Linked DNA regions of Homo sapiens: regions 1 and 2 are each linked to region 3. A link is a loop called in an ENCODE intact Hi-C map of the cell type or tissue named here. Cell type or tissue: chondrocyte. All regions are shown on one strand.

Evidence for each region. Peaks named below come from ENCODE experiments on the same cell type or tissue, not always from the same donor. Only the 100,000 strongest peaks of a DNase experiment are listed, where the experiment ranks them.
Region 1: a loop joins it to region 3, with 5 times the contacts of the local background. A loop is called at or near these places in 9 of 110 quality-filtered maps.
Region 2: it touches region 3 in a loop (9-fold over the local background); 3 of 110 quality-filtered maps call a loop at or near these places.

Annotation. Positions count from the first base shown.
Region 1 is chr7:116,873,641-116,876,140 of GRCh38, reverse strand. All of the region lies in intron 1 of CAPZA2 (capping actin protein of muscle Z-line subunit alpha 2), which reads right to left. It also overlaps the pseudogene LOC100418716. Among named protein-coding and RNA genes, the nearest start is that of CAPZA2, 12 kb to the right of the region's middle. In chondrocyte, no CTCF peak of the experiment used is centred here; no DNase peak of the experiment used is centred here.
Region 2 is chr7:117,019,030-117,021,529 of GRCh38, reverse strand. The region is part of intron 1 of ST7 (suppression of tumorigenicity 7); the gene reads right to left. MIR6132 (microRNA 6132) reads right to left here and starts at 1,319; the gene lies at 1,211-1,319. RefSeq lists an enhancer at 1,081-2,280. In chondrocyte, no CTCF peak of the experiment used is centred here; a DNase peak (open chromatin) is centred at 1,337.
Region 3 is chr7:118,183,139-118,185,638 of GRCh38, reverse strand. It overlaps LSM8 (LSM8 homolog, U6 small nuclear RNA associated), which reads right to left and starts at 1,475. Exons shown (of 4, transcript NM_016200.5): 1 at 1,385-1,475. The coding sequence starts at 1,415. It overlaps LOC105375470 (a long non-coding RNA gene), which reads left to right and starts at 1,671. Exons shown (of 4, transcript XR_927904.3): 1 at 1,671-1,724. In chondrocyte, a CTCF peak has its summit at 1,137; a DNase peak (open chromatin) is centred at 1,408.

The DNA.
Region 1 (2,500 bases), 1.3 Mb after region 3:
GTAGCTGGGACTACAGGTGCCTGCCACCACACCAGGCTAATTTTTGTATTTTTAGTAGAGACGGGGTTTCACTGTGTTAGCCAGGATGGTCTCGATCTCCTGATCTCGTGATCCGCCCGCCTCGGCCTCCCAAAGTGCTGGGATTACAGGCATCAGCCACCGCGCCCGGCCTCTAAACTTCTATGTAACTGAATTTTTATTGAAGAATCCAAGTTTACATCAATAAATACCTCAGATGAAAATAATGATCAGAACTTTGAGTTACGGGATAACATAAACATTTTAAAATGTCCAATTTGGCCAGGTGCCATGGCTTACACCTGTAAAATCCCAACACTTTGGGAGGCTGGGATGGGAGGATCACTTGAGTCCAGCCTGGTCAACATGGTGAGATCCTGTATCTACAAAAAATTTAAAAAAAAAAAAATTAGCCAGGCATGATGGTGAGCACCTGTGGTCCCAGCAACTTGGGAGGCTGAGATGGGAGGAGCACTTGAACCTGGGAGGTCAAGGATACAGTGAACCATGACTGTGAAACTACACTCCAGCTTGGCTGACAGAGCAAGACCCTGTCTCAAAAACAAAAAATAAAAAAAAAAAACCCTCCAATTTATTGCAAATCTACTGAGACTTTGGAAGTGATCAAGTAACTGGGAAAGATTTTATGGATATTGCTAGTGGAGTGAAAGAAAATGAATTAGAAGCTCTTATATCAATTTTAGGCAATCTTCTTTCACTTGTTTCTACTCCTCAACCTGTAGAGAACTCCTTGTTAGTACACAAATTGGGAAGATAAAATTAATTTATTAAATAGTGAGAAATGTTCTTTGATGGAGCAAATTAGAAGACCTAAAATGGCCATCCTCAAAAATGAACACTTTGCCATTTGGTAGTTTGTGATTCCATTCAACCTTCTTTGGAATCCCTACAAGACTCTGAAGAAAATGAACAGATTTCAGTCATAAACAGTTCAGGCAAGGAAAGAAAAAAAAAAAAGGATATTCATCTTTCAAAACCAGATAATGTTGATTCCACTTTTTTTGTGGGGGGAGGGATGGGGTCTCACTCTGTTGCCCAGACTTGGAGTATACTGGTACCATCCCCGCTCACTGCAACCTCCACTTCCTGGGCTTGAGTGATTCTCCCACCTCAGCCTCCCAAGTAGCTGGGATTACAGGTGAGCACCACCATACCTGGCTAATTTTTGTATTTTTAGTAGAGACGGGGTTTCTCCATGTTGGCCAGAATGATCTCGAACTGCTGACCTCAAGTGATCCACCCACCTTGGCCTCCCAAAGTGCTGGGATTACAGGCATGAGCCACCGTGCCCAGCCTAATTCCATTATTCTTAGAGAGAATTCCCCAGTCCCTTCCCTTAGGAGAGAAAGGAAAGAATGCTGTTTTCTCCATCAAGTAAAAGCACAGTTCACTTTGATAAACCCCACAGGAAACTGTCTTCTGCTTTCCACTATGCACTACTTTCTTTTTGTCAAGTGTCAGGAGATGCTGCTTAGGATCAGAAGTGTCTCTGACTGCAGTGAAAAACACCTTCTGCTGATGCTTGGATATTGCTTGCTATACATTGCACTTGACGTGCTGCTGGCAAAGACAGAGACACTGATGCCCTCAGATTGTATACAACGTGCCTACATCTTGAATCTAAAAAGAAAAATCAGCTTCTCCACATTCTTTCTAGTATGATCAAGAGGCCAGATAAAGAGCCAAGGCAAGTGATACTAACTGGTGTTACGGCATTCACACATCATGTCGGACCAACACATGCAGAAGCCGAACATTTACCACAGTGATGGGAAGAGGTGAGTCACAAAGACCCAAAAAGGACACTACTTGTAGCTAAATCCTGTGGAGTAGTGGTGCCTTACTTTCCTCAAGAAGTTCCTAACTCCCTGGTCCTCCTTAAATGGAAGGTAAAGCATATTTGATATGAGAAGCTGTGATCAAAAGCCTTGGTATCATTATGGGATACCCTGATGAACCAGGCAAGTATCAGCAGGTTTTTGAATTGTTGCCTTTGGCCTTGAGTGATATCTCAGAAAAAGTAGTGAGTGCAAAACATCTAGTACTTTTAATGGCCTATGATACTTGGAATATGGAATTTGGAAATGTACAATCTTACACCTACATTGCTGAATAAGACTGAAAAACTTATCAGGGAAAGAGAACAAAGGGAAGGAGGGCTGGATGAACATAAGCTTCACATGTATCTTTCTGCCTTGCAATCCTTGACTGTGTCACTCTTTGCATTAATGGTACAGAATGTACCTTTCTCAAGCAAAGACAAGCTCCATGGTGAAGTACCACAGGTGGAAGTGACTGGGTTCCCTCAGCCTATGTCACCTCTTCAAGATGTGTTTATTACTGGAAGTCAGAAGCAATTGGTAGTGCTACTTCAGTTTTATAATTACCATCTAGAACATGAGGGTACAACGTGAGAGTTTACTGTGGGTTGTCAATCATTACCACAATTTACAGAAATAGA
Region 2 (2,500 bases), 1.2 Mb after region 3:
TAAACCCCTTCTCCCTAGCAAAGATAGTGGCTTGCCAATATTTAATGCTCTAGCCAGCAGGTTGAAAGTCTCTTTAGAAATTCTTATCTCTTAGAAATTCTTAACTGTCATTTTTGCTAATAGACAATGACAAAATATTCTGCAGAGCCTGTACAACTGCATTGACGTTATATTTCTATATCAACATTAAATAATCCTCACATAGTTTGGTTGTAATTTTTAAAATATCCATTGTAGCTGTCTACAACTGCTGTCCTGCCTAGCCCATTGTGCAGGGCCTTCTCTGCACCAAAGCAATTTCATTGTATAAGTTTTTAAAAAGATATGATCCTGCTGGACTGTGATGCTAGCCAGCATATCAAAATTGAAGCCACTGTGGGAAAAAAAAAAATCCATCCTCAAAAATAAAGCGATTTCTTACTCATTCTGAATCTACCTATAATGTCTATGTTTTTGTGAAAATATGGAAGAGTATATAATGATAACTATTTATCTCTTTAGATGAAAAAATGTAAGCCTTTCTTTCCTTTCTAATAAACACTATCATCTCAGATCCTCCCAGTATCTATTTTAAGGTTTAAGCACCATTACGGAGCCTACAACAATAGATCAGTGACAGGCCTGATCCCATCAATTAACACATTCTAGGGTGGCTGTATGGATTCTGGTTTTCCTACCTCCCTCTTACAGGCCTGGTTTTGACACATTGACATCCCTGGCCTTAAGGATGAATAACCCAGTTAAGGGGAGTTCCTTCCCTGAGACCAATTCCTTTGTAATTAGAGCCAAAATACAAAGGTTGTTAATGACCTAAGGCAAAGTGATATGAACTCTAAGCCAATGAAACCATGACAGCAAGCAGATTTCTAAATAGCAGAGAAGTGGGATCCATTTACTTACATGAAGATTCAGTGCCAAACATGGCTGGCTCCAGAGGCTGCTTTTTAAAAATTAGAAGAAAGAAAAGGGAAAAAAAAAAGAAAGAAAAGCGAGGAGAGTGTACATGTGAGAGTGAAGAGATGAGCCGGCTACACAGCAGGGGTCATGAAGCCAGACAATGCAGTCCAAGCTGTGTCCAGCTGCCAGATTCTCCTGTTACGAGCTTCAGTTTTCTCCCGGTGTGATTGAAATGCAAGGTCTCTTAACAGCACCAAAAACCGAAGAGCTGCTTTTGAAAATCCACTAGGCAAATGAAGGCCGACGTGCCTCTTCTGGGATGCGGTGAGGCTGGACTAGGTAGCAGCAGGGGCAGGACTGGGAGCAGCAGCAACAGCGGATACTGCAATCCCCAGCCCTGCTGTAGCAGTAAGACAATAGCAGGGCTTATGCATACGCTGGATGACGTCAGGGACACTGCACAGACCGACTGCGCTGCTTGAGCCAGAGGCTCCAGGGGCTCCAGGAGAGCAGCGTGATTGAAAGGGGAATTCCTTTGTCACAAAATGCACAAGACCGAGAGCCACGTATACACTCCCCTCCTGCGCAGCTCTTCATCCCATGATACCAGGCAGTAAAAGAGGACTCAAAGAAATTTAAATATTGGCTTTATAGCAATTAACCACAAAGACATCATGCATATCAGTCTTCTTGGTTTTGCGCAGCATATAGAAAGAACTTTTCAAGGGAATTAAGAATATCAGAAATGAGAAACATTATCTGTCTTTAGAAGTAATTACAGAAGAGTTCATTGTTATCTTCTCAAAGCTTATGGTAGATTGACAGATCAAGGATTGTACACTCAATCACAAGTATGTGAAAATATGTATACTATTACACATATATTCTAGGCACATAAATACATACAAATGTAACAGTAAAATAGTAATCTTAAGTACTTAGAACACTGCTTGGCACACAGTGAGTACTCAAATGCAGGCAATTCCATTACTAGCTATTTTGCAACTATTGTTCAAATGTGAAAAACGCTGCTCTAGGAATATATTTACATACATGTATTTCTCCTATTTCTTCATCGTGCCTTACATGAATTTCTGTCATTTTCCAGAGCAACTCAGTCATTTTAAGGCTGTGTGCACACACCTGTGTATACCTCTGTATGAGTAAGCATTTGTGACCAACCCATTTCTTTTTGATCTACCCACACAAAGAAATAATTGAAAATATTTTATCTCTTGACTCACTGGAACAAAAAATGTCTTCCTGTGTTACCATATTCTTATAAATCTGTTTTTAAAGAAAAAGTACTAGAAGCATATGAACTTTCATTAGCTATCCAACACAAGCCAAAAAAAGAGTTTTGTTATGTTTTTAAAATACTGAAATGCACAAAAAGTAAATATATATACATATATACGTAACTTTTAAAATCATATATAGTAGAAAGTTCAATAGTTCAAGTCTCCTCTCCACCCATTCATCCAAGGTATATGCCTTTTCTAATTAATTTCTTGTGTTCACAAAGACATGTCTTGATCTCAATACAGTTTTTAAATATTAAATTCTGCTATGAAAGTGGAACCACATATTACTTTAACATCTA
Region 3 (2,500 bases):
AAGAAAGTGTTTCTTAGGGAATGCAAATTGAAAACAGACTCTGGCAAGGGAATGATTTGAATTTTTAGAATAAATATGACAACTAGGTATAAGTATTCAACACAGCCACTAAGTTCACTACATAAAAACGTTAAAAGTTTCTTAGACGCCAAGGCAGGAGGATCACTTGAGGTGAGACCAGCTTGGGCAACACAGCGATACCCCCATCTCTATTACCCTGGCCTGGTGACCTATAGTCCCAGCTACTCAGGAGGCAGAGGCAGAGGCAGGAGGATTGCTTGGGCTCAGGAGTTCAAGGTTGCATTGAGCCATGATCAAGCCACTGCACTCCAGCCTGGGCAACAGAGTGAGACCCTCGACTCAAAAAAAGAAAAAAAAAAAAAAACTTAAAAAAAGCTTCTGTTTTTGTCTTTGTGATAATTACATGATTAAAAAAGGGAAAAAATAGAAAAAGAAAACCTCTTTCTGTATGTGATCGGTGTATCTTATCTCAAAATATCCTGGATTTTTGACACTTTTCTACTAGGAAGGTTACCAATCTATTATTTCAGGCAGGATATTTCGTTTCTTAGGCCTGTTTATTTCTAAAATGAAAAGTGGATGAGTACTAAATTAATCGATGTTGGACGATTTTCCAGCATGTTAAAAAACTGTCTTCCAGGACAGGCTTCTGTAATTCAAAAGTAAAGAAACTATATAAGCAGTGTCACAGGGTACCAATAACGCATCATTAAAAGCATTCGGTATTTAATTTTTGTCACCCAGTTTGTACCTGAGCTTAACGTAGTGTTTTTGTCCTAAGACTTTAAAACGGTAACACTTGTAAAGTCTATTTTAAGACTTCCCATGGGGTTGTTACTTGCTCCTCACTATAATCCATTACAACAGCAACCATTTTTTTTCATTCTACCAACAAGTTGGGACTTCAAGTGGTAAAGGGACAGAAACAGTCTGTGAACCATCGTTAAACTTTTTGCTATCCTCGAACGAGCAAATTATGTGAATAAAACAAGTACAAAGATTTGCAAAACTGTTGTCGCCGCCAGGACGACTGTTCATCTTATTCACAAACTTTAACACTTATGCCATAGGGAAATAGTAAGTAAGAATCAAGAGCGTACATTTTTTTTAAGACAGAAAAGTTCGGAATAATCACACTGGGTTTTTATTTGGGTTTTGCAGGCAAAATGGAAAGGACCCCTGGGCCCGCAGCAGCGGGAAGGCTCGAGGCGCCGCCGGCGAACTCTGGGTCGTTCCGGGGCCCTCATCTCCTCGCCCGCCCCCAGGATCCCGCCGAGGCCAGGCCTCCCAACCTCCCACCGATCCCCGACCGCGGCCTCTCCGCGACCCCGGCTCACGCCCGCGGCGGCCAGCTTGAGGATACGGTTGATGTAGTTCTCCAAAGCGGACGTCATGCTGTTCGGCCCGGCGGTTCCGGGTAACGCAGCGGTGCCGACAGCAAGCAGAACTGAAAGGGCGCGCCAGAACCCGGCAGCGGATAGCGCCTGCGGGTCGCAGCAAATATCGTGAGAGTTGCTGCTCCGCAGCCCTGTGAGTCGGAAATTGGGACGAACTGGCCAACCAAACAGAAGCCGCACAGCGGTGACGAGAGAGTGCGCGTGCGCAGTGTGTTTTCTCTGTAATTCTGGGCCGTGTTCCGGAAGCCTCGTAAGACAAAAGCGAACGAGAGGCGGAAAAAAGGAAGACGCTTCCTGAAGTTGGGGGTATGAGACAGAAGTTGGGGGTATGAGACAGAAGTTGGGGGAGAGTGGGTTTCCAATCCGAGTAAAAGGCAGTGTGGTGGAAGTTAACAAGAGAAAATGTTGAGACGAGGTAGAGCAGGCAGGAATAAACGAAGTAAGGTGTTTTTATTAGGAGTGAAGGAGAGAGACGAGTGCTGTTGTGTGAAACGTAGGTGCGGGTAGTTGAATCCCTAGTTTTCTGCAGCAGAAGCCGAAAATAACGCTAAAAATAAGTTCAGTTGCCCGGGACAGAGTTGCGCACGTTATAACCACACGGTGTACGCCTCTTAAGAACTCAGCAGTGAAATACACTTTCGTATGTTCTGCTTTTGTCTCTAAAAGTGTTCCAAAATGGAGGTGTTTTTACTTTTTAAAGAAACTAAATGCAAATAGGCAAAGGTGTGTGACCATCCCTTAGAAAACGAATGTCCACGCTTCTGCCACGCCAGGATGGTCTACCTTTCTTCAGGGTGAAATTAGTAAGTAAAAGGCTGCTGCAGCACCGAGAAAGGACCGATGCAGGAAGGATGCAGGAAGGCACCAAACTTGGTTCTAATCTTGGCTCTGCTAACAAATTGGTGTCATTGCACAGGTCACTTCAATTCTTCTGGGCCTCAGTTTCGTTAGATAGTCCCATAGGTATCATTTCAGATATTTCCCAATGCGATACTGTTCCCACTTCATTTACTGTTGCCCTAACTTGAGAGAGCTTGAAGTTAGAAAGAGATTTATACACAAAACACCAGCAGGAGCGATTT